Regions from separate parts of the Homo sapiens genome. Here region 1 is linked to region 2. Evidence: read pairs that join two places in POLR2A ChIA-PET (ENCODE). Cell type or tissue: MCF 10A. All regions are shown on one strand. Links, peaks and the distances in the headings refer to the core of each region. The heading gives the core; the rest is flanking DNA.

Region 1 (16,760 bases), core at 7,194-12,193, 53 kb after region 2:
TTTGCCAGATATAGCAATAAAAAATACAGGGTGTCCAGTTGGATTTGAATTTCAGATAAACAACAAATACTTTTTCAGTACCAGCATATACATAGATATTGTTTATCTGAAATTCAAATTGATTCGGGTATTTTATATTTTCTCTGGCAACCCTAGCAGGCAGCTCAGGCCAGACTCTAGAGTTGCCTGGTTACTGTCGGGACCTCCGCCATCCAGAGTGCTGAGGAGGCAAGGATGGAGAACAAGGACAGGAAGTAGTCTCCAGGACACGATCGGTCAACAGTTCTGGGCACAGGCAGTCCCTCCCTTCTGCTTCAGAGGAGCACAATATTTGAGAATCAGATAGCCTGATTTCTGGTGTCACCTAAAACTCTTGTTCTGTTTTGTTTTCACTTATATCTGCATCCACTGATTTCTCTCATTGCTTCTGTTATGGCAACAATCAGAGTTGTCATAAAGCCTGCTTGACTCACAGAATGCAAGAGACGCTTTTAAAGAAGCAGATCCGAGGTCTTATCCAACAAACAGGTCTGGGATTGGACTTGGGGATCTGTTTTTTTACATCTCTTTGGGAGATTCTGATAATTTTCAAAAGTTCTCTTGGAAAGGAACATAGTCTTAGTTAATGTTTCAGCTCTCCCACTATTTGACAACTGTAGACAGTAGGGTTGCCAGATGTAGCAATCAAAAATACAGGGTGTCCAGTTGGATTTGAATTTCAGATGAACAACAAATACTTTTTCAGTACCAGTATATATATATATATATATTGTTTTCTGAAATTCAAATTCAATTGGGTATTTTATATTTTCTCTGGCAACACTAGCAGGGAGCTCAGGCCAGACTCAGCTCAGGCTAGGTTATTTGGGGAAACCCCCTATTTTAGGTGTGGGCCTGAGTTCCTCAGTTCCACCAGATGTTATACGTTGTTAGGAAATGTTGGCATGCAGTTTCATAAGTACTCTTATGAAAGTCAGGGATCCAGGCTGGAATGAAATGTGGACCACCCCAGGACTGGGAGAAATATTGGAAAATATGGCTCATGGTGCCATGGAAGGAAGCATAAACAGCCTAGTATGACAGGGATGACACAACAGCAGGCTATGTTTAGAGCAGGTACACAGTGGTGCTGGAGAAACAGGGACAATGGGATTGGGAGATCCAAGGTGAAATAAGATGGCTGCTACCATAGGAAATCTGGGCCACAATTCTAAATCCATAGAAAAAAAGCAGGTGGCATAAAGGAGGCAGTTCACTGAGCTACCTGGCAGCACAAAATCAGATGATCTAAACATTATTTCACCTCTTTAGGCTTGAGTGTGTTTATATGTAAAATGGGGATTCATTAATGTTTTCACTCATTTATTTAATATGATTACCCACAAGTCAGTCATCTATTGAGTGTTGCAAATACATCAATGAATAAAATATGTGAAATGCTTGACTTCATAGAGCTTACAGGCTATCAGGGAAGGCAGACAATAAACAGGTAAAAGGGCATAAACTGTTATTAATGTAAGTAGTTATAGATAGAAATTTCTAGTTAATACTATAAAGGGAACAAATAGTTATAGTACAGGATGCTTTCAATAAATTAAACACACACCCACATACACACAGAGCTATAGAAATATGATTATAGAAGACAAGGGATAGAGAAACTCACCAGTCAAGTGCAGCCAGGAAAGCAAAACACGTGCAAAGTACTTCAATAGAGAAAATTTAATGTAGGGAATTAGTTTTAAGGTATAAGAAGAACTAAAACAGTGAAGAGGAGATGAAGCAAGAAATTAGCAACTGTAGAAAGTGAGTGCCTTATCTAGGGCTGGAGGGACAAAAGAAGAAAGCAGTTTTGCAGGATCCCAAGAGCCCTGTGGAAACTGGGACTGTGGTAGGCCTGCTAGGCCATCAAGGCATACGCTGTCCAGTGAGAGTGGGAGCTGCAAGAGAAGCACAGTTGCTTCCAGAGATGCTGCCCCAGGTGGGAGAGGAAGAAAATTACCCTGGCCTTTTCCTGTCCTGTGTCTTGCCAAGTCCTTCAGTAGGCCATATCTAGCCAGAAACTAGTGGTCAAGGGAGCCTGTAAATGTAGTTTCCTATAATACAGAGAAGATGGAAAGAAGGGTAAGGAATATATCCGAGTGCAGACAAATGACCAGCACAAGCAGTAGGTAATAGGTTGGAGAAGTGGGATAAATGGTACCCATCTCGTTGGGTTTTTACCATGGTAGAAGAGGCTGTATGTGTGAACTTCTTAGCACTGTGCTAATATGAGTTGAGTGTGTAACTGGTGCATGGTCTCAATTTATGTTAGTTTAATGACCTAGCATTGGCTCCTAGATGTTTTGACAACTGAATTCGTGCGTGGGTCTGGGACAATAGACCAAGAAGAATGTCAGGCCAGAGAAAGGTGTCCATAAGAAGAATACAAAATGCAGAATTCAGAAATAGCTGTTGTGCCAGATGAACAAGATAGGGACTATAAGAGAGAGCCCTAGCAGCTGCCTGGTTTCATTACAAGTCCCACAGGACAGGCTGTGCCTAATATTAGAGCCAAATCCTGGTTCTCAAAGCAAAGCATGAGCCACTTTCAGCCAACCAGTCAAGGTGAGTTGATGGTGTGCTCACTGGGTGGATGAAGTTGCATGTGGGAGTTAAGAAAGCCCTATATTTGGAAAGCTAATTGTCTGTGTCCCCTTTTCCCACTGATCATTGATAACTGGACATTGATAATAGTATGGACGTGACAGGGTGAGCATAATAGAATATAACGTAGAAATGTGCTCCCCATATGAGCAATTAGGTTATTAGGTTTCCTAAAGACCAATGCAGTTGGATATATTACTCTGGATATATGCACTTGGTATATCATATAGGGTGCTTCTATCAAACAAGGCACACTCAAAACTGTTTAGCTGGAAAGAATTTAATAAAGGGACTGTTTACAGAGGTGTGGACTGAAAGTTGGTGGGGCACCCAGGAAGCAGCTATAGAGAAAGCCAAGGGGAGGGAACTGGGACTGGTCTAGTGAGAGCCATGGAACATGCCCACCTAAGAGGAGCCTTTTTAGCTAATGTCAGAACTGCAGTGAGGCAGGGAGAGAGTAGGGGTATATATACTCCCAATTCTCTCTCCTTCTTATTTCATGTATCTTGCCAGTGCCTCTTTTTTTTTTTTTTTTTTTTTCTGAGCTTAGCAAGAAGCAAAAGGTCAAAGGACCTTGAGCAGTGCACTCCTTAGGAGTCAGCCTCCAGAGACACAGGGTCACAAAAGGCCAATAATTCATTAGGGAGGAGGGTAGTGGCAAGCCTAATATCTCACACACAAAGTGTCTCAAACTTTGAGAGCATCAAAAGATGGTTCACTCTCCAGTTGTCCAGCCATAATCTTGAACCACTTTCCATTGGCCAATTTCACCTGGAGATCTCACTCATTTGAAGTTAGGACAAAGATCTGAATAGAATCTACAAACTAAAGGACTTACTCAAGAGAGAGTCTCTAAAATGGTGTAGCTGTAGCAGCCCATGTGAGCTGACGATTAAACTTACAGAAATTTTGTGTTCTAGTTGTTAGATGCAGCTGTTAATAAAAATTACATTAATAAACTTTAAGCTAATAAACTGCATTTTAAAAGGTAATAAGTAAATACTCAAAATTCACTATTTTCAATTATTGTACTGCAATCCATGCTTGTGAGGTTGTTTACATCTATTATATCCATGTGATGGAAATGCTATATAATGTTGTAGTACTGTGGGTCCATTCTCAACATTCACATTCAGTGATTCAACATTGATAGCTTAAAATTGGCCACAGTGGTCAATTTTAAGTTCACACCATGGAAAGTGGCATATGCTACAAATGAAAGTTTGTTCCAGGGGAGCTGGTTTTTGAACATTTACCAGCACAGCGCTCGACTCTCCCACCTCACTTCACCCCGCCCCCCATCAAACCTTGACCAGACTTTTGACAATGAAGAAGGGAAAAAAATGATGTCAGAAATCCTTAAGTGCCTTTCCTTTTTTTTCAGGAGCAGAATCATTCGTGGGAAAGGCAAGCACTAGCTTCTGAAACTTTGGCTTTTTCTCCCTTGCCTGAAGATTAAAACAAACAAAACATTATCCTTTTCCATGTTAAGTCTTTAAACAATTACAGCAGGCTTGAGTCTGACACCCTAAAATAGGAGGGTAAATTGGAGAAGGGCCAAGAGTATATGAAGTGGCAGACTAGGATTAGGCAGCATGTGTGGTTGTAGAACACAACATGCTGAGATGCAAAGAGGCCTGCAAGAATGGGAAGTTCTTGGCTGGGCGCAGTGGCTCATGCCTGTAATCCAAGTGCTTTGGGAGGCTGAGGTGGGAGGATTGCTTGAGGCCAGGAGTTCAAGGCCAGCCTGGGCAACATAGCAAGACCCTATCTCTACAAAAACATTTTTTAAATTAGCCAGGCACTGTGGCATGCTACACGTCCCAGCTGCTTGGGAGACCAAGGCAAGATGACTGCATGAGCCCAGGAGTTCAAGGCTTCAGTGAGCTATAATTGCTCCACTGCACTCTAGCCCAGGTGAGAGAGCAAGACCCTGTCTCAAAAAAAAAAAAAAAAAAGTGGGAACATCTTTATTTATCAATACTCCTCTTTACCAGAAGACTATACTGGAAGAGGGTGGAATTAGTAAGACAGACCTAGATTTGTATTTCCTAACAACATAATATTGAGAAGTCTTCTTGTTTTCTTGCCTACAAATTGGAGATTATAATCGTTACGTCATAGAATGGAAAACATTGAGTGATGGAGTATATGACACAACTGACACAATTTATTTATTTATTGATGCATTTGACAAATATTATCATACTATGTTCAAAGAACATATTGAAGAAAACCTATGCAGTCCTGCCCTCATGAAGATCATAGTTTGGCAGGTGAGACATACATTAAACAATTGCACTTAAAATAATTTCATTATGAAGATGACCCTGCTGAAGGAGCATATGTATCAATTAAGCTAAGCCTAGAAAGATTGGGAAACATTTGGATACTCGATAACACTTGTGTTTTCTTTCTCCATTTCATCCTTCTTTCCTATAGTTGTAGCTTTTCTCCAAAGCAGCTGAAGGCTGCTTTGCCCTCTAGCAGGCAGACAGGAAGTAATGGAAATAACACCCCTGGGATTATCTTCACCCACCATGAGAAATGATTCTATGGCATTCTTTGTCTGCCAGAGTGTCCTCAGCAGAATTAAGTTCCAGATGTCCAGGGCACCTATTTTAGTTGCTGTCCTTTTATTCTTATATCCCTGTTTGCCAACAGGTGTTTTCTGCACCTCCCAAATACGCTACTTGCACACAATTGACTCAGAGCTGATCTTATGGGAACCCAAACCAAGAGAACTCACCTCTCAAACTCATCTGTATCCCAAAGCACTTGTATCTCCCCAAATTGGGTGCAAATGTGGCCTAAAATGCAAGAAAAGACTTCCAGGAATAGATTTGTCATATAAGGTATGATCTGAAGCAGGACATTCTGAAGGGTGAAGGAAGCACCATTGAACATACACCAAGAACACAACAGGCATGAACTGGGATTGTATTGGGCAAACTAAGATGCATGGTCAGCCTGTTTGGAGAATGTTTAACTCTTCCAGAAAGACATAAAGGCCAGCATTCTGGTGGCTAACTGGAAGTCTGAGCACTCCTCAAGAGAAAGCAGCTTATTTGTCAAAAACTCAAGACTTATCTGTCATTCTCAGAGCCAACAGAGCAGCAGCCTCCCATGATGCACAGAGAAGCACATTTCTACCCAGATCCCTCATGCAAACTCACAGTTTTTAAGAGAAAAACAACAAAGATTTGTTAATGTCCTTCACCTCTTTGGGGCAGCTGCAGCTTTTTAAGAGCCAAGGGGTCCCCAGTGAATGCAAATCACACCAGCGCATGAGAAATGATTGACTCTGAGAGCTTTGCCGAAATGACTACTAATGTTGAAATCACACTCAGCTCAGTACATTTCCTGTGGGCTGGTGCTGCAGTGGGTGTACTGGGGGCAGGCAGGGGGGATTCCCAAAGAGGGAAGTTTCTATGCAAACCCCGCAGCCCAGATCAGGTTTCAGCCTCTCTTTGCTAATTCCCCTTGCATTTTTCTTTCCCCTAAAACATTTAAACTTAAATAGCTATATAAGTTCAAATGTTCTTTTATAGAGTGAAATAAACAGCTTTTATAGCCTGAAAACAGCAAGCTTAGAGATCAACTGTTCACCACTGAAGCAGGCATGTTTAAGCTAAAGAAATAGATGGCATTCTCTTCGTTATCGTTAGCTATATTTTTCCCCCAAACTAATAGGAGGTAGCATATAAATTAGCTGCCATATAAGTTGTCAGGGAAAGAAGTTAATGCAGCCTCCAGGCATTTTGCTGCAAGGCTGCCCCCCTCTGGCTCCCACCACGACCCACAACATGATTTGTGCAGAAAGCAAGATGTTTCAGAAAGAGCAGTTCAGAGGTGGGGCAAGTCCTCTGAAGGGGTCCAGGGGCTGGTCACTATCTCTCCACCTACTGGTTACTACTCCTGGCTTCTCAGTCCATCTTACACTTTCTGTCTCCAAACATATAATTCAGGTTAAAGAGAAATTTGGCAACCCATGGTTCCTAAACGACATTCGATGAGCGAGTTAGGTGGAAAGGCAGGGAAGCATGGGGAAGACAGAGGTACAAGGAACACTTCCTCCCCTTTGCTAGGGCTGACCTTTTCATTTCAGGGAAAATGAGTGTCTTGCCTTTGGGGCTCTTCTTTCACCAGGGGACTACGAAACACCTGGAACACTCATGCAATAGGCTATGTGGTAGAGCCTGATGCTGGATGTCCCATGGCTTGATTATTTGCACTGAAGTAGCCAATTCTTCTTGATTCATTCAACAAATAGCTTTTGGATATCTGTTATTACCAGGTATACTGTAGACTTATCACAGAGCAGCCCTCACGTGATTCCGATGCCTCAATACCTCTCTTTTCCCCAGCTTTCCTTTAAAAATGTTGCAACATCCCAACACGTGCCTTCGCAATTCATTCCCTTTCTCTTTCTCTACAGCCACACTTTGCATCCCTCTCTAACGTGCACTCCTACAACATGAGGCATTTTCTCATATTCCCAAAGTCTACCCTCCTCAAGTGACTGAAGCCCTATTCTGGCCCCCTCAGCCTGAAGGTTAATCTTTAGCAGGTTAGTCTTCTCTTAATCTTTAGAAACTATAAAATGTTTGTATTCTTTTGCTAGGGCTGCCATAGCTAAGTGTCACAAACTGGGTGGCTTACACAACAGAAATTTATCCTTTCATATTTCTAGAGGCTGGACATGCAAAATGAAGGTGTTAGTCAGCATGGTTGGTTCCTTCTGAAGGTTGAGGAAGAATCTCTTCGTGCCTCTCCCCTAGCTTCTGGTGGTTTGCTGATGATCTTTAGGGTTATTTGGCTTGTGGAAGCATCACCCTGATTCTGCCTTCATTTTCACATGCCATTCTCCCTGTGTGCATGTCTCTGTGTTCAAATTTCCCCCTTTGTATAAACATACCAGTCCTATTGAATTAGGGCCCTAATAACCTTATCCTAACCTAACTAATTACATCTGCAATGACCCTATTTCCAAGTAAGGTCACATTATGAGGTACTGAGGGTTAGTTAGGACTTTTGGGGGAGAGATACAATTCAACCCATAATACTGCCCTTTCCATGAACCCATTCAACAGAGTGAGGAGCTCAATCCCCCCACCTTCCTGGACACATAATTAATTTTGTACAATGCCCATGATATAGCAATGAACCTATTTTTCTTCAATTGTTTGTTCAACTGTCTCCTGTATTTTTTTTTAAGTTGCCTGAGATCATGACTCCATTTAGTCCCTCTGTTACAGGAAAGGGGTCCCGATCCAGACCCCAAGAAAGGGTTCTTGAATCTCACTCAAGAAAGAATTCAGGGCAAGTCCGCAGTGCAAAGAGAAAGCACATTTATTGAGAAAGTAAAGTGATGAAAGAACAGCTACTCCATAGACAGACTAGGACGTTCCTGAAAGTAAGAGGAGGAATATGTCCACCCTAGGTACAATGCTTGTTTATATACAGGATAAGAGAAGATCACTGGGAGACGTGCTCTGCTACAGGGTTTGTGACAAAGGATTGGTTTTCTTAATTACTATATTTTGCAAGAATCAATATTATTATTATTATTTTGAGATGGAGTTTTGTTGTGTTGCTCAGGCTGGAGTGCAATGGCATGATCTTAGCTCACTGCAACCTCTGCCTCCTGGGTTCAACTGATTCTCCTGCCTCATCCTCCCAGATAGCTGGGACTACAGGCATGTGCCACCATCACTGGCTAATTTTTTTTTTTTTTTTTTTTTTGTATTTTTAGTACAGATGGGGTTTCACCATGCTGGCCAGGCTGGTCTCGAACTCCCGACCTCAAGTGACCCACCCACCTCAGCCTCCCAAAGTGCTGGGATTACAGACATGAGCCACCACGTCTGGCCAATATTATTATCTTTAAAGCAAAATTAGGAATGCCTTTGTTCTCAAGATATCGGGATATTCGGAGAGTCCCAAGTCTGGATCTGTTTAGTAAACATTATCAATCTGTTCCCTTAAGTGTAAATATCTAGAGGCTAGGAATACCTTTCTGGAAATGCAACTCAGCAGGTCCCAGCCTCATTTTCCTAGCCCTCACTCAAGATGGAGTTGCTCTGGTTCGAACGCCTCTGACACCTTCAGATGTCCAGTAACTATTTCTTGAGTAAATAATAGCTCATTCTGAATTTCCCCCTCTTTGCTAAGGACCAGAGGGAAAGCATGAAAAGTAAATTCATAAAGACACTCCTAGCTACCTTCCTTTATCAGAAAGGAAAAAGGGTGTTTTCCAGGGCTATCAGATTCACTTCTTCTTGTGACCTTTTCCCCTTTAAAGTCATTAACCTTCTGCTCATTTCTCCTGCTCTTGCTGTTTTCCTTTTTATTTATTTCCAACTCTCCTTACTTCCAGCTGCATATGCCCCTGATATGTGTTGAATCTAAACAGTTATTGTCATGAGGTTGAGGGAAGTGTGGAAAAGTAAGAGTTTATCAAAGTTTTCCTAATACAATTTATAGGCTGTCAGCAGTTGTTTATGCCTTCATATTAATTCTGGGATGTATATTTATTTTATTCTGAGGATATAATATGATGCATAATTGATTTTGAGAGTTTGGAATTGCTTTTGTAAAAATGTGGGTCTTGAGTCATGAATCCTAATGCCTGGCTACCAACAGGATTTTGTTTCAAGTTTCTTCTTATTCGGGAGAGAAAGTTTCACACCCTAGTGTGTTCATAAAAATGGAGAGAGTGTTTGATCTTGATCTTGCAGCAGGTTTTCTGGGAAGTTCTTAGTTGGGGCTACATGTACTACACATGGCAATGTTTGAAGTGCTGGCCAGATCTATAACCCTTCATTTGGTCATGATTCTTCCAGTCCATTCCTAAAGAAGGAAGCTAAGGAGCCATGTGTATACTGGGTGACTGCTCCTTGGTCCTACCTGAAGAGTTCATGGGCAGGTACTTGACTCAAGAGGAGCCAATCATCCTCGTTCTTGAAAATATAAAGTAAGCTCACAAAACATGTGGTAAGATTGAGATTGACTCTGGATCAATAACGTCATGTAAGGTTAGAGCCAGGGTTGCCACCACAAACCATAGGCAAATGCAAGTTCTAGGTAAATGGAAACTTACAGCCGTACAAAGGAAGTGAGCTGCATAGAGGAGAATGCAGAATGTGTGCAGAGGAAAGCAACCACATGAAGCCACATTGACAAACATCTAGCTTCCAGGTTATCTAAGGACACATTTCCCTTTAATATGCCCCAGGAGATCTTCTGTTTATTGTGGCAAAACAGTCCATGATGAAGATCCCTTTGTGTGGAAGCTCCAAGAAAAAAAGGCACAACATAGTCTATTCTGATTTAGAGTTTAAAGTAAAGGTAATTTACTGGCATGTAGTTTCCAGGAGTCAGGAATCCAGGAGCAGCTTAGCTGGGTGGTTTTGGCTGTTGAAGCAACAAATGGGCTATTGGCCAGGTGTGCCTTCATATAAGACATGCCTGATCTGCAAAATCCACTCCCAAGGTGTCTCATGCCTGGCAAGTTGGTACTGGTTATTGGCAGGAGGCCTCAGTTCCTCACCACATAGTCTTCTCCGTAGGGTTGCTTGAGTGTCCTAATGATAGGGTAGCTGTCTTTACCCACAGCTAGGAGCCAAGAGAGAGCAAAGTGGAAACATATCGTATGATCTAGACTTGGAAGTCACACCTTAATTTTGACAACATCGTATTGGCTCATGGTCAGCCCTATTAAGTGGGAGTAAGGACCACACAAAGACAAGAAAACCAGGAGGAGGAGATCATTAGAGGTCATCTTGGACCCTGGATATCACAGTCTGTGACTAAGAAAGACACTAGACTAATTAATAAGAGAACAAATTGAGGCAGTGCTTTTTCCTAAGCCTGCTCCCAGGCATTACCCATGTATATATGATCTATCTGCCAACACCACCTTGTCTTCCTACCTGTGTGCATCGTGTTCCTGTGTTTTCAATGTCCTTCCTTTCCACTCTTACTTAAACTCTCTACTCATCCTCATCCTCCTAGGCCCTATTTGCATGTCATGCCTCTTCTACTTAGCTCTTCCTGATCTTCCAGCACCTGGCAATAATAGATTGTAGCCCTCTGTGTGTTTCACAGTGCTCCCTGTATAGATGTCTTTTTACATTGATTCTACTCTGTGGTTGCATCTTGAAACAGGAACCTTGCTAAGAATCGAAGATAGACAACAAGGCAGGGATTGGTTATACAGGTTTTGGAAAAGCTGAAAACCCAGCAAGCACAGTCTGGACCCTGGCTAAGGCCTGAACTGGGCTGTGACTCCCTGGAGTCCAGTCTCAGTCTCTGGGTTAATCTCAGGACCTCCCTAGAACTGCCAACTCCAACTCAGGATGGCATGATCTGCTGAAGGCTGAAATGAACAGTGCTCAGTAATTCCAAACCAGCACTGGGAACATCTCAGAATACATGTTATTTTCCCAGGTTTTCAAATTACTAAGTTGCTCTCATCTGTCACTTGGTGGTGAGTAAATCCAGAGTGATTCCCTGGAAAGACTGAATTGGAGCTTATGTGTGGATGGACCAATGACCTCAATTCTCTCCTTCTTTTTGCTTGTTCCTTCCAGCCTCCTGACAGGGAAAATGAATCAGGACATTTTCCTCTGGAAAGTAGGGAAAGACATGCCCTGGGCAGAAGAATGTGTGTGTGTTCCTTCTAAAGGAGACGCATACACCAGGCCCTGGGAGGAGCACCCAGAGGATGGAGAATGAGGTTCTGTTAGAGGCCTGTTTAGCAAAGTCCTGATGCAACCTTTTAGAGGGTTCTCCATCCCTGAGAATTAATCCTATTAACTGCCATTTGTGGCTGCTTATTATGCACCAGGCACCATGCTAACCTCCTTACATCATTATTTCAATTCAAGCTTATAATACTTGGCAAGGTAAGTATTATTATTATCATTCCCATTTTGCACATGGGCAAACTGAGGCTCAGAGAGGCAACACAACCTGCTCAGAGTAAACAGTGGCAGTGAGATTGGAGGCAAGGAGTATCCAAATCTGCACCTGCACTCTAACTGGAATACTATGTTGCTTTCGTACTGAGCCCCTGAGTATTCTTGACTCTTCAGGGCTACTATTTGCTTACCTCTTAAAGGAGAAGATGAGCGTGCGCAATTCTTAACACCCAACACACATTAATAAGTCAGTCAATGACTGCCTCCGCAAGAGCAGGGAGGTATGAGCAAGGCCACCGTCCATCCCAGTTGGCCCAGTTCATGCCAGTTGTCTCAATGTTCTATTGGGTTTAGAATTTATCCCACTCCCTATTACCCTGAAAAGTCCCAGTTTAGGTGGCACATCCTATGGTCACCCCATGTAGAGACCCTGTTGGCTTCAGTGACTGAAACAGTAGCTTCTTGAGAAATATTAGTCTCAGGGGAACAGTGACATTCCCAGACTGAGGTGGTAACCCCTAAACACAACCCATAGTCTTAAACTAGGCAGCTGAGGGCCCTGCAGCCAGAAGTGTCCCACACCCCAAATGCCATCGAGCCTGAGGGTCTCGCCCCTTGACCTTGGGTCCCTGGCACCATGATGTGTCCAGCCCTGTTTTTCTCCCACTTTCCCTTTGCCTCTCACTCCCTGCATACATGTCCCCCTCCCTCCCCTGAGTCTGGTTACTAATAATGCTCATTCGTGATGAAAAGCCCCAGCTCTGTGGGAATCACATAGTAAAGGAATGTCAGCATCTGCCGGCCTGGGTCATGCCGATGTCAGTGGCCTCAGCCTCCTCTGTGGTCACTGCTGGCCCAGGTTTAAAGACATTAGTCAGCCTCAGACATAACCCCTCCTTGGGGGCCCAGAGCTTTGATCCTTTGCAGGATTCTGACCATAACCACATTCCAGGCCCTTGCAAGTTGTAAACGGCTATGTCTGCCCTCTTTGGATGCCTATGGTACTTTGTGCCTCTCTTTCTTTCCTTTCATAGTTGAAGTCCTCATATTTGCTGGACATGTGCCTGGGTTCTTCTTCTCCAGACCTCTGCCTGGCTGGCCCTTTCTCATAATTTATAACTCAACTGCCAAGCCTTCGATGCTGAGAGGCCTTCCATGACTACCTTCCCAAATTAGCCCTAGGCACACAGCTTATTAAAAGTTAAATTACTCTATTTAGTTTTATTGTTTGGTTTCTCCACTGGAATATGAGGTACCCAAAAAGGCCAGGTATAATGTCTGACTTTCCATCACTGTCTCCCCAGTGTCTGGTACTGGCTGAATATCAATATTGGCAAGATCTGGATACATTTCCTTTTGCACTGTGCTTTATCTCCCAGGGCTGTGATGATTCATATTCCTCTAAAAACAATCACTTGGTGTTTCACTTTTGCATTCATCTGGGGAACGAGTCAACTTTCTATATTTTTCCATCTGACACCTTCTTAAACTCCATGAATTCTCTAAAGTCAAAGACAATAACTCATGCTTTCAAGTGGTTATTTTATTATCCTAAGATGAATTGTTGATTGTTACGACCGAGGGGGATTGGGTGAAAGTGGGATTATGAAAATTATTGGGTTTTGAGGACTACTCTGTGCCAAGAGCTGGGCAAGAAACTTTATATACTTCAAAGAAACTAATAAAATACATAGGAAATTGCTTTGCTAACAATGATCTGGTATCTGGAAGACTGTTTAGAAATCTTAGTTCCCATGGTTTGGTGATGGTCACCATTAGTATTTGCAGCATTAATTTACCATTTCTTGCTTCTCTCCTCTATCCTTTGTTTTGATATGCCCACGTTTCCTTCATGTCTCATTGTAATTTTAGCCATCCAATAACCTTATATATGTTATGACTGTTATAGTTACATTTAAGAGAAACGTTAACTCAAATGGACTTAATTGATAAGGGGAATGCAGTGGTTCATGTAACTAAACAGCCCAGGGGTACCCACTTCAGGTGCAATATGATCCAGTACTTAAATGTTATAACAACGACTGGGTTTCTGCCTAGTTTTTCTTGGCTCTGCTTGTTTATTGTGGGCAACATTTCTGAAAAGCTCTTCTGTAGGTCTGAGGAAGAGTACCAACTGCTGAGGCTTATAGCATTCCTCCCTCGTGTCCTGTGTGCATGTTGGGTAGGTAGGGGCTTCTTATTTCATTCTACAAAGGAATAAGCCATCCTTTCCTTGCAAACTCAGAAAACATCCTCTCAGGCCAAAGGTGCTGGTTGGGTTACATGCTCGGTTCAGAAGTCATCACTGTGGCCATGATGGAATAGGCAGGTTGTCCTAAGCCCATCAGACACCCTGGGCTGCCAGTCAGTCTCACCTCAAATGCACAGTAGGGTATGGCAGAAAAATGAATTCCCCTATTGGAATTTAGCATACTGTTGGATAACCCAGTAATGAGATACTGGGAAGAAAACCAAGAAATATCCCTGCTATAGTCTACCTATAGAGTCAGGTAGGTTTTTTGAGATGCCAGTCGATTGTTAATTTGTTCAATGAAGGAACTTTATTCTACCACCTACTGTATGCCGAAAGAGCTGAGGTTATAGAGATAAATATGGTAGGGCAACTGCTAGTGAAGGGCCCAAAGTCCACTGTCAATTACTGTTCACCAGAACAAGGCTCCAACAGAAATATGGATTCCTGTGAGAACCCTGAGGAGGAAGTTAATATCTGGAGAACTAAAGGGCACAGAGTAGAGGTAGCACCTTCCGTAAACCTTAAAAGATGTCTGGTTTTCTTGGTAGAAGGGGTTAGGGTGAGAGTGGAGAGAAGTCACTGCAGGGCAGAGGGACTTGGGTATGCAGTGACATAAAGGCTTGAACATGTAAGGGTTTCTAGGAGAGGTGGAAAGCTACGTGAAGAGGGAGCCCAAGATGAAGGGATGAGAGAAACAGGAAGGAGGAAGATAAGAGGAGCCAAGCTGTCACAGGCTAAATGGACCAGCATTCAAACAACTAGTGATATTATATGAAAGGGTTTTGTTTGTTTTTTTTCATTTTTGAGACCGGGACTTTCTCTATCGCCCATGCTGGAGTGCAGTGGCATGATCACTGCTCAGTGCAGCCTTGAACTCCGGGGCTCAAGCAATCCTCTCACCTCAGCCTCCTGAGTAGTTGGGACTACAGGCACACACACACTTATGCCCAGCTAGTTTTTATTTTTATTTTTGTAGAGACAGAGTCTTGCTATGTTGCCCAGGCTGGTCTTGAACTTGTGGGCTCAAGCGATCCTCCCAAAGTGCTGGGATTACAGGCATGAGCCATCACACTCTGCCTGGCAGTGGATTTTTAACCACAGATCAGAGAGAACTGGCTAAGCAAACAGAGAAGAAGTTAGCTTTTTATGTCTCACTATAAAAGAATATAAATTATGTATATCTTAAAAAGTTAAATTTTAAAGTGAAACTATAAAAACATCTTGGGCTAGAAAAGACATTATTAAGTCTTTCACAAAAGCTGGAAAACATAATGACTAAAACTGACACGTAAATATTTGAAGTCTCTTAAAATTAGCAACTAAACATAAAATAATTTTTTTTTGAGACAAGGTTTCACTCTGTAACCAAGGCTGGAGTGCAGTGCTGTGATCACAGCTCACTGCAGTCTTGACCTCCTTGGTTCAGGTGATTCTCCCACCTCAGCCCCCTAGGTAGCTGCTGGCACTACACATGCACACTGCAATGCCCCAATGCACAGCTTTTTTTTTTTTTTTTTTTTTTTTTTGGAGAAACAGGGTTTTGCTATGTTGCCCAGGCTGGTCTGGAATTCTTAGGCTCAAGCAAGTCTCCCACCTCAGCTTCCCAAAGTGCTGGGATTACAGGCGTGAGCCACCATGCATGGCTGCACAAAATTTTTTTTCAAATGGAGAAAGTATCAGCCGTATATGTGAAAAATAAGTGTTTATTATCTTCAATATAAAAAGAGATCTTATAAATCAACTATAAAAATATAAAGAAATGGGCAAAGACTTGCAAAATAATAAGATTATGAAAACATATTCATTTTGATTGGTAACAAAATGAATGCAAATTAAAATAGATTATACATTTTCTATCCAACTGATAAAGTTTTTATTATTTTATATTTAGTTATTTATTTATTTTGAGATGGAGTCTTGCCCTGTCTCCAGGCTGGAGTGCAACGGTGCGATCTCAGCTCACCGCAACCTCCGCCTCCTGGGTTCAAGCGATTTTCCTGCCTCAGCCTCCCAAGTGCGCCACCAGGCCCAGCTAATTTTTGTATTTTTAGTAGAGATGGGGTTTCACCATTTTGGCCAGGATGATCTCGATCTCTTGACCTCGTGATCCGCTCGCCTTGGCCTCCCAAAGTACTGGAATTACAGGCGTGAGCCACCGCACCTGGCCTAGTTTTTATTTTTATTTGTTTTACATAATACTTACTAGTGCTGGCATGTGGTGGGTACCCTTTTACTAGCATAGTCTTTCTGAAGGACAGTGTTACAAAAGCTATCAAAAGTGTTAAAAATAAGACTGCAGTGTCACCAGTTAGAATTTATTTAAAGTACATCATTAAGGATATGAACATAAAAGTATATACAAGGATGTTTATCTTAGCATTGTTTATACTAGCAAAACATTTCTATAAAAGGAAATAACCTACTGTTCAATAACAGGTCAAATTAAGCAATGGATATCTATACTGTGCAACATTGTCCAGTCAATTAAAATTGATTTGGTTGATAAATATGTATTGACATGGAAAGATAGATATTAAAGTTTACAAGTATGTTTTAAAATGTTATGTGTATTCCAATACCAATTTTGTTAAAATTTATACATACACATATACATATCTGCTCTAGAGATATAGCAATTATCCAGAGTGGTAAAATATAGACTCTCTTTTTCATTTATTGTATATCTGTATTTTCATTTACTCTTTCATTTTTTCTATCTGTTATTCTTTCTGCTAAATATTAAACACATAGTATACAATAAAATGCATAATTTTTATGTAAGTTATTAAGTTAGGAAGCCATTCAACTTAAATGCAGTGAATGTGATGTTCAGGTGATGAAAGTCTGGATGAGGAAGAGGTAGAAAAGAGAGATGGAGAAGTGAGTAGTCGAATAAAAGCTCACAGAGGGCTGGGGTCTGGTGGGTAGGACTAGAG
Region 2 (16,760 bases), core at 7,201-12,200:
TGCCAGCGGCACAAATTAGGGCAGGGTTCTTAATCTCTTCAGGCCTTGGTTTCCATAACCATAAAATGGGAGTGAAATGGAAAGTTCCTTTCTCATTAAACTGCTATGATACTTAAATGAAATAGCACACGTGGATAACAGAGTACTCATTAGGTATTAATACTGAGTACCTGACTTTACTATGCAGCTTCCATCCTCACCCCATCTCTTTCAATCACTTTTGCCTCAGCCTGTCAGTAGGTATCAAAGGGTGCTAAGCACTGCCTCAATTATAGGTGTAACCCACAGTCCTGGACACAAGAATCTATCAAGAGATCTTTACCTAACCTGAGTATATTTCAGGCTGATGGTGATCCACTTTGCTTTTCTGATAATTGAAAATGATTTGCATTTACAGACCATGGGAGCAGACATGGGACCCCAGTGGCAGAGCACTTAGGAGGGATGAAAGCAAACTTGCCAACCTGGGCCATGGTTTATATCAGCCCTGGAATCATTGTCCTGGATGAGTACTTGGGTACTACAAGTGATGAGCAGAAGGGTACTACATACCTGCCACTCAAACCAGCAGCATTGACATCACCTGTTAACTTATTAGAATGACAGCATCACTAGACTTACCTCAGGCCCACCAAATCAGAAAGTGAATATTAGCAATATCCCAGGTGATCTTTTTGCACATTCACTTTAGGGAGTGTTGTTCCTTATCAGTATCAAGAGGAATTCATTCCCAAAGTTTGTAAAACTTTCCAGAAACGACCTTCAGCCTGCCACCTAGGCAGCTGGGTTGACGCTTACATAATACTCTTAAGCAACCCTTTGAATCAAAGCCCTCTAAATTATCAGCTTTTCTCCCTCTCTTGTGCACCCTATACCACTGTCTCAGAAAGTATATAAATGCCTTCTTTGAGTTATTTTCTGACTTGGGGTTTCTACCTGGTTTCTGGTCCTTGCTGGAACTCAGCACCTGATACTTGGTTTAAAGGAAGCCTCAGGTCTGTTTCCTACTTCAGTCACAGAGAGAGAGAAAGTTATTGACTAATACAGTTTCTCTCACTAATTATTTCCTACCTCTGATTTTCCACTCCAGGAGTCTATGATTTTTAGGTGGTATGGAGTCTGAATTCAGTTTGAAATAGAGAGAAGTTGGGCCCTAGACAGCATGTGCTAAAGGCCTTTGCTGAACAAAAGGACCCCAAAACAAAGTCAGAGAATAGTTTCTTCCAATTATCATTTGGCTTTACATTGTCATTACATACATATTGAAATCCTTGATTTCACAGGGTTTTACATAGCTAAACTACAGATGGAGGGAGTCAGTGAATTAAAGCCTTTGATGAAGGCCAGGTGCTGTGGCTCATGCTTGTAATCCCAGCACTTGGGGAGGCCAAGGCAGGCAGATCACTGGAACTCAGGAGTTTGAGACCAGCCTTGGCAACATGGCAAAACCCATCTTTCCCCAAAATACAAACGTATCAGCCAGGAGAGGTGGCGCACACCTATAGTCGCAGCTACTAAGGAGGTTGAGGTGAAGGATAGCTTGAGCCTGGGAGGTAGAGGTTGCAGTGAGCCGAGATCACACCACTGCACTCCAGGCAGGGTGACAGAGTGATATCCCATCTCGAAAAAACAGAACAAAACAAACAAAAAGTAAGAAAACCTTGGGTGAGTCCTGGGGTACAAAAGAGAGCTGTTATCCTTACACATACACACACACACACACACACACACACAAATACACACACATTGAGCATCTATTATTACACTGGAAAATGTTGATCCAAAGGTGAACAACTATGAGTTCTGTCCCCACCTCTCACCTCTGGCCCTATGAAGCTTATACCTTGATGGGGAAACATATATGAATCAAATAACTACCAAAATATATGTTACATATTAACAGTGATAAACACTTCTAAAAGAGAGGTACACTCATGCATGCTGGGCTTAATAACTAGGTGGTAGGTTGATAGGTGCAGCAAATCACCATGTCACACACTTACTTATGTAACAAACCTGCACACCCTTCACATGTACCCCACAACTTAAAATAAAATTTAATAAGGAAAAGAAAAAGAAAAAAAAGAGAGAGAGAGGTACAAGTACTGTGAGGACATATTAAAAGGGAGATGGTTCTACTCAGAAAGGTTTTTCTGAAGAAGCAACAAAACTGAGGGGTACATAGGGTTAGCCAGATTCAAGGGTGTGACAGGGAATGGAAGCCCAGCTGGCACTGAGGTCCTGTGACCAGGGGAATCCATGCTCTTTTGAGGAACTGAAACAAATCTGGTGTGAGTGGAGTCCAGAGAAGAAAGGAGGGGGAGGAGGGGCTTGACTCCAGCTGAAGCTGGAGTGATTGTGGAAGTATGTTGGTCTTCATTTTAAGAATCCGGGGAAGTGATGCAGGTTTTGAAGCAGAGGCAGCAGGGCCAGATTTCTGTTCCTGCACGAGTGGTCTTTCTGCCATGTGGAAACAGATTGGAGGAGGGCAAGAGAGGATGTGAGGAACAGGCCAGTTAGGACTGCACTGCAGTCTTCAATGGTAGAGACGGGCTGCTTACACTGTGGAGGTGATGGGGCAATGGGAAGAAATGGGGAGTTCCAAGAGGGAGTTAAGTGATTAAATCAAAAGAACTCACATTAGCATGGCAGGAGTAGGGGAGAGGGAGGTGTTAAGGATGACAAACCGTTTATAAAACAACTGGATGTTGTTCTCTGAAACAGGGATCTCTGAACAAACACCAGGCAGGGAGGTCAGGGTGGCCATGAGTTAGTTTTTAGATATTTTGAGTTGGAGGCGTTCCCTGACCTCCCAGACAAAGATACACAGTTATGAAATTTGAATGAGCATTCTAACTTGGAGGGAGATATTTTGTAACGGGAATTTAAAAAGTAGAAATGACAAAAGTTACTATTTGTTGAATATTTACTCTGTCCCATGGTTAGGAATCTATTATCTAATTTAAACGGTACAGGACTCTGTATGAAAAGACTGATTCTCCCATGTTACAGATGAGGAAGAGGAGGCCCAGAGGGAGCAGCATCTTCAAGTTCTTAATGACTGTGTCACACTGCCCCCTGCTGAGCAGCTATTACGTGCCAGGCTCTCAGGGCGTTTGCATTCCAGTAAGATGGGCTCACGGGTTTTTGTGTCTTCCATAGCAAACTGAAAGAGAACTCATGTGGTAGGAATTTCTGCCATGTGCCTATTAAACTGACATTTGTCTGCAACAAACAACCCACTGGTATTCACATGCACAAGTACATAGGCACACCTGTGCACACAACTTTCTCACTAGTTTCCTCTCTTCACTTTTCTCCGCCAGGATTATTATTTATTTTCTTCTGATACCTGGTTTTAGGTTGCCCAGTGGCAGGTAGGCTAAACATGATGAACTTCGCCGTGCATCCAACAAGAAACACACTCTATCAGCCTTTAATTTCAGAGTCTTAGACAAACAGGGAAGGGATGGGAGACCAGCAGTACTCTTCTTCTGTAAGGTCAACTAAAACTCTTGCTTGCTGTAGGCAGCTTCCTCCACTTACCTATCTGAGTATTGTTCTGAGGATGGTAAGAATGCCACTTCTAAAACTAGCTGAGAAGCAGAGATAGGCTTACTGCAGCATCTAAAGAAAGAAGAACATTTATACAGCATGATCCCTTCAAGCATGTTCTGCTTTTGCCCAAACATTTAACATGACCATGGAAGAATTTCACTATACCCATTACTCAGAAAAGTTTGAGATTTGAAACTGCAAAATTTTTCATAGTTTTCATGGAACAAAACATACAGATCAGTACTGAAAATATAAATCACTCTTAAACATTTGGTTCTTACTATTTTTGTAAAAAGTAGCACAATTGGAAGATAAATTATGCCCCTGTGTTGACATGTATGTATGTGTGTGTGTACAGAAAAAATAAACAAATTTTCAATGATCCATTTTGGATTTAATTAAAATTCAGTTTTGTCTGTAGTCAAGCGTATTTTTGCTGTTTGAAATAATATAAATCTCCTAATCTAAAGACCCTGGCTGGGCACTGTGGTTTATGCATGTATTCCCAGCAATTTGGGAGGCTGAGGTGAGAGGATTGCTTGAACCCAGGATTTCAAGACCAGCCTGAACAACATAGCGAGACCCTGTCTCTACAAAAAAAATTATCCAGGCATAGTGGCATGTGTCTATAGTTCTAGCTACTTGGGAGGCTGAGGCAAGAGGACTGCTGGAGCCCAGGAGTTCGAGGTTGCAGTGAGCTATGCTTATGCCACTGCACTCAAGCCTGGGTAATAGAGCAAGACCCTGTCTCTAAAAATGAAAATAAAATTATTGTCTATAAGATCAGTGACAGTGATGACAGGAGCAATTTTTATCACAAAGTGAGAAGTCTCAAACAATTGAGACTATTGCTGGAATTTTCTCCTATAAATACTATACAACTTGTCTTCCTATATTCAATCATAGTTTTCATGTATTTTAATTCTCCTAAAACTTATATCCAAAAACATAAAATAAATAATATTTAGATTACCCATTGTTAGACAATTCAAAACAATGCCATCTTTAAGCAGAAAATCAGTGCTAACTTCAAGGATTATCTGAGGTCATTGGCCTTTCTCAAACAAATGAGAGAATACACAAACCTATGTTCAAAGGGGAACATATCATTTGAAGAAATTTTTTTGGCAATGTTATTATGACTTATTTTTACTTAAAAAGTAATATATGCTTATTATAAATCATTCAACTATTAAAAGGGATAGAAAATGGCCCCATTTGAAGGAGGGTGGAGAGAGAATATTAGCTGCTTTTCCCACAGTTTCCCTTATTATAAATCATTCAACTATTAAAAGGGAATAGAAAATGGCCCCATTTGAAGGAGGGTGGAGAGAGAATATTAGCTGCTTTTCCCACAGTTTCCCTAACGGCATCTGAAAGCAAAGTTCAGTATAACTCATTTAAAAAATCATAAAATTGTTCACATTGGTGGAAATACAATGCAGGTAATGCTACCAAACCCAGATCAAAAGCAACTCTAAGAGGTTCCATATTTCTGTCTGAGGCCAGTTCCTCCACCCACCTGTGCTCTAGATGCCATTCAACTTTGTTTCATCCCTAACTTTGCACTCTTTCTACAGTGGATCCTCCCAGAATATCATCTGCTCAAATCTCTCTTTTCTTAAAAAAAAAAATCTTTGATTTTACTTTCCTCTATTTTTCTGTGTTTTTTTAACAGCAGCATTCTCAAAAAGGTGTCTGCATCACTACATCCATTTCCAAGAACTTTACTCCAATTTGGTTTTCATTACCATCACTCCAGGAAATAGTGTCTGGTTAATTCCATCAGAAGTTATCGGGTCATTAAATAAAATGAACACTTTTAAATCTTTTTAATCATTCATTCAACAACTAATTTTTGAATAATTTCTATGTACCCTAGTTCTTTATTAAACATCAAAGTTGATTTATCAAACAAACATTTAAAAACCAATTTTGTCTTAGTTTTAACGTTGCTGCAGAGGGCGTTTTCCATTGTACCTATTAGTGCCCCCATTAGAAGGTTTTATGTAATATATTTCTTTTCAACTGTATCTGTGGCAAGATACATAAAATGAAAAATAATATATTATTTCTCCCTAAAAATCATTCTATTTCCTCTTTTTGTTAGACTTTTCTTTTAACTCTGGCCACCAGGAAGCTCAAAAGCATTACCCAAATGTAATAACTCCATTAGTCTTAAATTTAGCATAATTAATTCTCCAAAGGTTCTGATTGTTTGTATATTTCTAACGCTCTTTCTTAATGTTATATGTTTTAGCTACCTCAAGTCCATTTTAGAATGTATTGTGCATAAGCGAGCAAGGCTTTTCTAATGCTTAACAATAGTTTAGAACCAAGTGTCTGCAAATGTGTCAAATCTAGACCAGAAGCTGTTTCTTAAGGACCTCAACTTAATCTCTGCAACCTGTTATATGGTCTTTCATCCTCAGCTTTAGAAAAGTCATCAGTTTGCTAACTGCTTTAGGGATCATAAAACAAAGTTTGTTCCTAAACAGAGGAAAAGTGTCTAAGAAGGAGAAACTTATGCACAGAGCACAGGGTGAGAAAAGGCCCCTCAGAAGCTTTGCTGGCATAAATCCCAAGCTCATGTTACCAGAAATATTTACATTAAAAATATATCTCCAACTTGACCAACTGCTCTAAGGTCAAGCTCAAAATCCTGCTTGGGAATTCTTTGGTTTTATGAACATTTGTCAGCTCAAACTTTGGCTATGATTTCTGTGCCTTCTGAGGCATGAAGGCAAATAGGGCAGAGGGACAGCTGAAAATAGCAGCCCTGATAGTGTGAGGTGAGAGTGAGGGGTTTCTGAGATTTTTCAGCAGGAAGTGTCTGGTTGCAGCGTTAGTAGCCAAGAACTTTCCTTTCACATACTGACCTTTTTATGTGCAAGAATATGCCCACCAGGAGATGAGTGAGTCTTACCTTCTCTTCTGAGGCCTGCTTCTGGTGATGAACTCATTTGGTCCCCTTTTCCCATCCACCTGGAACTCCCTAAGAGGTCTTGCTGGCTGTAGGAGTAAGAGAGGGAGCGATTTATGCAGTTTCCATTATAATTATAGCCCTAGTTTTACTAGGTTCCTACTGAATCTTAAATATTTTCTCCTAAGCCTGACATTAGTGAACACCATTTAAGAAGGCATATAAAATATAATTTTATTATTAATATTCTTTTAAAAAACTAATATACAGATCTGTGTTTAAAGAAAAATTCAGTGAATAAACTATTGCTGTTTCAGTGTCTCTCAGTAACACCACCAGTTGAAGTAATTCTGTGAGAGACTGCATGTACACAGTACCAAAAAGATCATGGTCACACAGAATTGGGGTTAGGGAATGCCACCACTATGCAACAATGTATAAACAAAACTCCAGCTCCCACTCATGTTCCTAGTATTAGTTCTGAACATCTTGTCCCAAACCATGCCTCATATTTTACTCAGTGCAGTTGTCAGGCTTCTTAGTAGACTACTTTTTCACCAGTGTTGGCCATCTCTTGCAATTTAGACCTGACGATACATATCAATCACCTTTTTATTTTGTAGTGCTGCATTCAGATCTGTTTTCCAGTTCATAGGTTCTCTCTTCAGCTGTGTCTATTCTGGTGTTTAATTTGTTCATGAAGGCTTTAAAAAAAAAGTCTTTATTTTCTCTATTCTTTTCTAGAAGTAGTATTTGGTTCTTTTCTTTCTTTATATCATATTTTTATTACATTTTCTGCTATCTCATTTAATTTTAGTCAGATTTAACATATTTATTGTATAGACACTTCCAGACTTTCATATTATCATCAATTATTAGAGTTATTAAATATTGTGTGTGTCTGTGTGTGTGTGTGTGTGTGTGTGTGTGTTGACTCATTGACTCATTGACTCTCTGTCATGGATTTTTAGCCTGACTTGGTTCTTCTTCCCCTCTAGGTAGCCCTATAAGTAAAGCCACCCCTTTTGGGTGGTAATAAGAAGAGGAAAAGCCAAATATTTGCAGGCAATAGACAGTTCCGTTTCTAGGTTAACTGTCCCATGAAGAGCAGCATTTTTGTAAAATTCTTTTCTTATATCACAATTCCTTCTGGTTAATTACATGAATGAATTGAACAGAAGATAGAATGCGGATGTGCAACTTCAGGATTAATTATCTACATGCTCTCGAGATCGTGGCACAAACAACAAATAAACAAAACAGTATCTAGAAGCTCTTTGGAGCAGATAGTCTCAAGTTAATTTTTTTTTTTTTTTTTTTTTTGAGGGAGGTCTCACTCTGTCACCCAGGCTAGAGTACAGTTGTGGGATCATAGCTCACTCCAGCCTTGACTTCCTGGGCTCAAGATATCCTCCTACCTCAGACTCCTGAGTAGCTGAGACCACAGGCACACACCACCACACACACTAATTTATTTTATTTTATTTTTTGTAGAGCTGGAGTCTTCCTATGTTGCCCAGGCTGATCTCAAACTCCTTGGCTCAAGCGATACTTCTGTCTTGGCCTCCCAAAGTGCTGGGATTACAGGCACGAGCCACCGCTCCCAGCCAAGTTAATTCTTTATAAATGCAAATCATCGACCTCATCATTTTCTTTGCACCCACAAACTGCTCCCCATGCATCCCCTAGGTGGCACTCACCAGGCTACCAGTGTCTCTTCCTAGCATCCTTGCCAGGAGGGAGGCCCATTAATCAGGAAGTGAGGTATGTGCATTGTAGTTTCTGTTGGCCACTCAACTATGTTTGCTCAGATTTCAAGTATGATCTTGACTCATCCCACTCTTGAAGGTGCAGAAATAAATACTTTAAGCAGTTTTTTGTTTGTTTTTGTTTTTTGTTTTTTTCTTTTTTTGTTGTTGTTGTTTGTTTGTTTGGTTTTTTGAGACGGAGTCTCCCTCTGTCTCCCAGGCTGGAGTGCAGTGGCATGATCTCAGCTCACTGCAACTTCTGTCTCCTGGGTTCAGGGTTCAAGTGATTCTCCTGCCTCAGCATCCCGAGTAGCTGGGACTACAGGCGCATGCTTTAGGCAGTTTTCTTCTCTATATCTCGTCTTTGTATCCTGAAGATAGTGTGACCTCCAGAAACTCCCCTGTTCCCAAATATAAAGAAATAAAAGCTTAAGAACAGTGAAATAATTTCTCAAGGTCACACACGTAAGTAAGTAAAGGAAATAGAATGTGCACCCTGGTCTTGCTGGTTGCAGACTCTGTGTTTACATTCTCAGCAGTGCAAGGCATAGGGGAGTAGATACATAAGCCTACTGGATGAGAAGTCTTCTCAAAAATGAATAATAAAGGCAGATTTGCTTTATGTTTTTTATTCATATCTTAAAAACTCATGTGAATTTTATATTCTACTTCATAATATTTTGTGTGACTTTTGAAATGAAACTCATATTGAGTTAAACTACCCTGTTTTTATTTTAGTCCCTTTGCCTTTGTAGCATTTCTCTCTTTTTGTTGAGAACTTGGCTTGTTGTCCATTAAGAACTCATGCTTCTTCTCCATAATATAAAATTGTGGTTGGAATATAGCCACCCTAGCAGGAACTAGATTTCCCAGACCTCTTGCATCTAGGTGGGGTAATATGACTAAGTTATACTTCATAGAATATGGGTAGAAGTAATGTATGCCATTTGCAGGCTTGGATTATAAATACCCTTTGGCCCCCCTCTTTCCCCCATCTTCATCTGAGTCCTTGATGCAGATGCCCAAGACAACCTCAAAAGTCATCAATTAAAGTGTTCTCACTTATAAGTGGGAGCTAAATGTTGAGAACACATGGACACATAGAGGGGAACAACACACACTGGGCTGTATTGGAGGATGGAGGGTGGGAGAAGGGAGAGAATCAGGAAAAATAAATAAAAGGTACTAGGCTTAATACCTCGGTGATCCTTGGTGATGAAATCATTTGTACAACATGCCCCCATGACACAAGTTTACCTATATAATAAACCTGCTCATGTACCACTGAACTCAAAAGTTACAATAAAATCATGCAGTAAGGATGGCTGAGCCTCCATCAGTTGAGTCCTTCTCATGAAACAGAATCTCCACCCTCACCATTGCTGCCAACCGGGCTTTATAAGAGCAATATGTAAATGTATATTGTGTTACAGCATTAAGATTTCACCATTCGTGTCTTAGAGCAACTGGCTTTACTTTACTGCACCAGCCCCCAGTTCCAACTTCTTGTCCTTAATTCCAGTCTCTCTTCAGTTCTGACCAGCCTTACCTCTGACTAAGCCCTTAGCTCTGCTCCAAGGGAAAAGAGTAGGGTAGCATTCCTGAATTAGATTCCTATGACTGCTGAAACAAATTACCCCAAACTGGGTGTCTTAAAACAACAGAAATGTATTCCCTCATAGTTCTGGAGGCCAGAGTTCAAGATCAGTTTCACTGGGACAAAATTAAGGTGTTAGCAGGAACACACTGTCCCTGGAGGCTCAGTGAAGAATTCCTTCCCTGCCCCTTCCAGCTTCTGGTGGCTGCATCGCTTAAATTTCTGCCTCCATCTTCACATTGTCTTCATCGCTGAGTTTATCAAATGTCCTTTTTCTCTCTCTTATAAAGACATTTATGATTGAATTTAAGAACCACCTGGATAAAACAGGATATTCTTCCCAGGTCAAGATCCTTAGTCACATATGCAAAGATCCTTTTCCCTAATAAGGGAACACTTAAGGTTGTAAGGATTAGGAACTGATGCCTGTTGGGGCCTGTTGTTCAGCCTACTACACTACCCAAAGTAGCTTGAGTTTAAGACCAGAGCCAAGGACGACGCAGAAAGAAAGAGCTCTTGAAGTCAGGAGGATGGTGAGTCAGAGGATACTAAAATCTTTCACTAACTTCTTTAGTAAAGACAAGAAAACATACATTACACACACATAGTGAGGAGAGAAGTTTGGGAGCTCCAAATAGAGACTCAAACCAAGAAGAGACCCCCACAATTACCTGGCCTGCAAACAGTAGTCCTGAAAAACACCTTGCTGAGGGAAGCTGCAGACTCACCTCTATTTCCTGTCATTTACTCAATTAACACATAGTGTTCCAAACCTACTACAAATCGAACACACTTCTCTGCACTGGGATATTTCAATGGAAAAGATGCAAGCAGAAGTCCCTGTCCTTTTGGTACTTACATTCCAGGCAGGATAGACAGTAAACGACACATTTAATTAGTAGCTAAATCATGTGTAAATAAAAACATTCCTTGTATCCAGTTTCCAAACTCCTGGCATCTCTCCTATTCCCTTGACTCCCCAAAGATTAAAAATAGAAACCAATAAATCACATCTGAGGGTTCTCTCTTCACTTGTTTTGCATTTGGCCTGTGTTTAAAGAAGCTGTTTTTTCTCCTACCAATATTTTCAATTTATTTTTATTTGGGGCAAGTTTTTTTTTTTTTTTTAGCACACAGTAGGTTATTGCATAACTTTCTATTGATTTTTAGGTTAGAGAGAACTGTCTTAGGGCAAAAATGTATTTTGCACTGGACAGCTCCAACTGCACAGCCTTATACTTCAGTATTTATATTTTTGTTCATCTTTCTTTTCATCATTACATTCTCTTGGCCCTCTCTCCCCATTTCTCCCATATAAGTTCATATGGGGCTGTACAGTCAGCAAGAGACAGACACAAGCTGTCATTGCCCTACGGACACCCTGGCTACTCCTGTCTGCCCTGCTCTCAACAAAACCTGATGAAAAGATGTCTCTGCAGTCAAGCGTTTAACCTCCTCACCTCTCCCCTTTGCCCTCTGCCTTGTCTGAACAGCAGTGGGGGAAGGTGGGAGTGAGAGAAGAGATTAAATCAGGTGGTTGAAAGCTAATACCATCTCCCAGCAACTCTCAAAGTCAACCCAGGAATTTAAACTGTAATATTATCCCCTAGGAAAAAGGAGCAAGAAAATGAGAAAGTCATTGTCTTCCTGGGTTTAGGGTTGGGGTGCTCAGGCAAGGCTGATGACAGGGGTGGGACAGCCTGGCCTTAGCTGGGGTGAATCTGGGAGAGGAAAGAAAAGTGGGGCTTCCACAGACATCCATGTGGGAGCAATCCAAATCGTGCCTGCCAAGCCTCCAGGGCTCTGGGGGACATTCAGAAACTCCAAACAAGTGCATGGAAAGATATGCTTTGTTTTCTTTTTGCCCCCGCTGAGAAATGCTGCCCATTGTGTTTCCGTGGGAGGCTTTTGTGGCTAATTTTGAAAAATGAAGTGAACAGGTAAACTGGAGCTAATGGCCTCAACCTCAGGGCAGACATCTGGGGCGATGTTGACTTTGTTGCCAGAGAACCAGCTGGCCTTTGCACTCCACTCCCCCTTCCAGGCCCGCTCCCTGCAGGCCTCCAGGGGGGCTTCAGCTTCTAATGAACCAACTGCACAGTCCCTGACGCTATAGTTGCTGCTGCCCAGACTCTTGTTGAAGCTCCATAAATGTTTGTTTTATGAATAAGCACGCACTTGGCACTCCTCGAAGATAATTCTCCTTTATCCTGAGAGGCAACAGTTTCCCAGCTGCCCTTCTCTTGCCAGGGGAAAAGAGTACCATCATATATACTCGCAGATCCAGGAAGAGACAGACTCGGCAGAACTGGAGACCAAAACATTCCTCATGAGTTTCTCCTAATGACCAAAGTGATGGGAATGAAAGTAACCTCCTATATGCTGGACACTGCTCTGATGAGGTGTCTAGCACATATCCTTACAAGAATCGTGGGACACACTATGTTTTCCATTTATAGATAAGAACAGTGGAGGCTAGTGCATGTAATAGACCTAAAACCACAAAGTCATCTAGTGCTAGATGTAAAGTTAGATATAAACATGAGTCTAATTATTCAGTGCAATGCTTAAGAGCGTTGCTTAGAAGGCTGAATTCCTGGATTCAGTTCAGATTTGCCAATAGCTTGCATTGTAACCATAAAAAAGTTAATTTACCTCTCCAGACCTCATTTTCCTTATGTACTAAACAAGAGGAGTAAAGGTTCCTGCCTCTTGGATGTTGTGATGACACATGAGATAATGGCTGTAGAAGATTTTAAAAGTATCCCACGCAAATAAGTGCTCAAAAGCTATTTGCTGTCGATATTACAATGTCAATGATCCTTCCACACAACTGCAGATTGTTCCTAGAAGGTAAAGAGTTGCCCAATTTCTAATAAATACTAGAGAATACTAAGGTATATGTGGATGTCCCAGCTGGACTGTTGGTCTGATTTAGATGATCATCTTTGGGTAGAACAAAGGGTCCTTCCCCATTCAAAAGCTGCCAGCCCTGAGTGTGAGAGGATGTGGGGTGAGAAGAACTTGCCATTTCTGGGCTGAGGACTGAGGTCTGCCTTCCCCACATTACCCTGGTTATGGTGACATTGATCTTTGGCACCAGAAGGTCCGGTAAGCATCAGCCCTACCAATGACTGGGAGTCTCAAGGACATTCTAGAGTGGAATTCCCCAGTGCCACTTCCCTATCCTTTGCCCTTGTCTGGTTCCATAGACAAAAAAGAGAAAAAGAAGGTTGGCAGGTCCTTCTTCCTGCTAAATGGTCCCATCTTTGAGCCATTTATTTCTTTATTCATTCAACAAAGTTTTCAACATTTATAATGTTCCAGCCATAGGGTTAAATGCAGCACAAATAACAAAGAGAAAAATAAAGACACGTACAATTGCACATGTATAAGTTCACTGCAGGAAGAGTGCTCAGCCCCTTTGTAGGCTTCACTGTGGATCGGAAGTGTGGATGTCTACACAAAAACACACCACAAGCAAAGAACAGGGAGCCTTCTGTTGATGTGGATGTCACTAATCATTTTATGTTACCCACATGGAAAACTCTTATGCCTGTTTTTCCTGTTCTGCTCCCTGCCCTTGGGCTTCCAAATTTTGCCATCTCAACACTTCACTGTTCTGCTTCTTTCACACAATTGTATTCCCCTGACTTCATGTCTGAGCTTACAGGGACTGTCAGGCAGGCCTCCAAGTTAGCCCTCATACTTTCACAAAGAGCAAGTCTGCATTTCCTTCATCCAGAACATCAAACAGAGTGTCTCCCCTGGGCCCCTGATATCCTTGTTACCACCTCGTTAATGACTGTATGGGGGGAAGTTTTATGAGGCATCAGGGCTGATGTAAACAGATATGGGAGGATGGATGTCTTCTTGCCTGCATCATCATGGGGTAAAAGCAGTACTGACCCTCTTGTGTATCCTCCCAAGGCATCAGCATGAACTTCCTGGGCTTTTACCCTGTGCTACCATTTGCTCATGAGTCTGGGGAGATATAAGAAGGCAGTTTGTTCAATTCCCACCTATGAGTGAGAATATGCGGTGTTTGGTTTTTTTTGTTCTTGCGATAGTTTACTGAGAATGATGATTTCCAATTTCATCCATGTCCCTACAAAGGACATGAACTCATCATTTTGAACAATGAGAACACATGGACACAGGAAGGGGAACATCACACTCTGGGGACTGTTGTGGGGTGGGGGGAGGGGAGAGGGATAGCATTGGAGATATACCTAATGCTAGATGACGAGTTAGTGGGTGCAGCGCACCAGCATGGCACATGTATACATATGTAACTAACCTGCACATTGTGCACATGTACCCTAAAACTTAAAGTATAATAATAATAAATAAATAAATAAATAAATAAATAAATAAATAAATAAAAGAAGGCAGTTTGCTGGAGGAGTTTGGTGGCTCAACCTCAAAGCACACTGGAAATTCATGTGAGGATAGAGTGTCAATCCTTCCTGCTGTCATGGTGGCTGCAGTGGAGGGTTACAGTATTACAGTGTCCAGAATAGCAAAGGCATGGCTACCTCAGTTTCCAGATAGTGTTACCTGGTAGTTGTAGACAGAGTGCCCATCACAAAGTGAATGCTTAATAAATCTTAGTTGAATGGGTGATTCAATAAATTAATAAATGAGTGAGTGATGGGAGGGGTGCGGAAGTTTCTGTTCTCCTATGATGACAAGAGTCAGTACAGTCTCGAAACAGGGGTTAGGGTGGACAAGAGCCTGACTCTGGAGGTGACCCAAGTTAAACTGAGTTTTGTTTGTTTTGCAACGGGAACAGAGCTTCAGGGCAGGTTTCTAATAATTTCACGAAAACTGAGTCATAAGCCCAGGCATCAGTACTAAGCACAAATAACTGGTGTGATAAAACAGATAATAATGGGAAAAATATATTAAGCTTCTACTATATGTCAAGAATTTTCCAAATGCTTTACATTTACTCTTCATAAGCAAACACTATCACATACATATTATTTTTATTTATGAAAAGGAAGAGAGAAGTTAAAAAAAAAAAAAACTCTTCCATTCTTCTAGTGCTGAAGTTCAAATCCAAGTAGTCTTATTTAGGAGACTGCATTCTGAAGACAACTACAGGGGCAGGGAAAAAATTCAATTGAGTGGGCAGGTGAGTGTTTAGGGCTGCCCCTAGACAAAACAGCAAGACCATGCTCAAACTCCACCCCTAGGGGGAGCTAGACCAGAGCTAAAGGGTTGACTCAGGCACTGGACAGCGGTGTGATTGCACGTAGCCATCTGCCTCCAGGGGGTGGGCATGGAACAAGCTGTGTCAGGCTGCAGCTGTGGACAATGGTGGGAAATGATGCTCCTGACTTTCACTTTCCTTTCCCTCAAGTCTCTAAATCACCCTCCTATCTACTCACGGAACATCGGATCTCAGCTCCATGCAGGTGGATCCCAGATATACATTTTCATTTTTAATTTATCCTCCATGTTTCTGTTGCACATTTCCAAGTTCTTTCTGATTATCTGCCCTATTTCCTGTCAGCTCCTCAAGCTTGACTCAAAGTTCAAATCTGGGCTCATCTTTCTACACAGTTCGAACAGTCTACTTTCCCCACTCGTTTTGACTGTCCTTGACACTACCATTCTCTCACTTTTAAGAGAACCAGAGCTCAGAGTCTCAAGATTCATCTCTTTTTCTTTGCACAATAAGAAATCATTGATGAAACCCTGTTAATTTTCCTCTTTTAACTTAAGAAATATTATTACTGAAGGTTCTGTTAGTTTTCTACCTCTGCAGCTGCTCTTTTGTCTGCATCTCCACTCCTCTGTCCATCCATGAGTTCAGTTGCTTCTTGTTTAAAATAGTGCATGGATTCTGGATTTATTCTTGCCTCCAGTTTCTTTCTCCTTGGTTCCATCTTCTACCTGGTGCCAAACCGATCTCTCTAAGTACTTTTCTGAATATGTCACTCCCCTGAGCAGCAAGCTTCAAGGGCTCTCCATTGCCTGCCAAATAGCATCCAGATTCCTTGTCATGGCTTTTCACATCCACTTAGATCTGGTCTCAACTCAGTGCACATTTATTGAGTCCTACTTAGTGCCAGACCCTGCACTAGGTGTTGTAAATGTAAAAATAAACCCTGCATACTTCCGGCCCTTGGAAAAGAAAAGGAAGATAAGCTGGTCCCACAATCTCTAGCCAGTGCTTCCCCCAAATCCTGCCCACTGCTGAAGGTGTAAAGTTGGATTTTTGCTGTTCTCCAAAACTTCCTCAGCACTTTCTTACTTTTGTGTCCAGGAACTTCCTCACTTCAATCTCTGAGTAACCCCTAACCCTCTTCTGCTGTAATAATTTTTCCTTCATGAAGAATCCATGAAGCAGACACATTTGGAAGAGGAATGCTTCTTGGCAGTCACCTTTACACATCTTTTGATGATGGATCATGATCCATGTGCATTATAGCTTTGTGTCTACCTATTATCTCTCCTACACTGACATTCTCATAACTGATATATAACAGAATGCTATTGCATACAGTATTAATTTATGCATGTTATTAAAAAGAAAAATACATGATTTTTGGTTACATTACATTCAACACAATTTAATAGTGTTCTCTCCTGAATGCTTTCTTACAGACTACCAGTTGCATATTATGCATTAAGAATAGCCAAGAAAACAGTGGAGTATGTATTTTCAAAACACACTGAAATATAGGATATTTTCTTTGCACTTATTTGTTTGTTATATCAGTTCACAGACTGGACATGGTGGCTCACTCCTGTAATCCCACTTGGGAGGCCTATGTGGATCGCTTGAGGCCAGGAGTGCACGACCAGCCTGGGCAACACAGTGAAAACCTGTCTCCACATACAAAAAATAAATAAATTAGCTGGACAGGATGTGGTGGTGTTTGCCTGTAGTCTCAGGAGGCTGAGGAGGAAGGATTGCTTG

Evidence for each region. ChIA-PET counts read pairs that join two places held together with the same protein. Peaks named below come from ENCODE experiments on the same cell type or tissue, not always from the same donor. Only the 100,000 strongest peaks of a DNase experiment are listed, where the experiment ranks them.
Region 1: POLR2A ChIA-PET joins it to region 2 with 5 read pairs; 3 of 35 experiments call an interaction of 5 or more read pairs at or near these places.

What each region holds. Positions count from the first base shown.
Region 1 is chr20:39,819,117-39,835,876 of GRCh38, reverse strand. No RefSeq gene overlaps it. Among named protein-coding and RNA genes, the nearest start is that of LINC01370, 180 kb to the left of the region's middle. RefSeq lists an enhancer at 9,724-9,853. In MCF 10A, for the core only: no CTCF peak of the experiment used is centred there; a DNase peak (open chromatin) is centred at 10,136.
Region 2 is chr20:39,872,536-39,889,295 of GRCh38, reverse strand. No RefSeq gene overlaps it. Among named protein-coding and RNA genes, the nearest start is that of LINC01370, 120 kb to the left of the region's middle. In MCF 10A, for the core only: a CTCF peak has its summit at 8,185 (motif pointing right); DNase peaks (open chromatin) are centred at 8,205 and 10,305.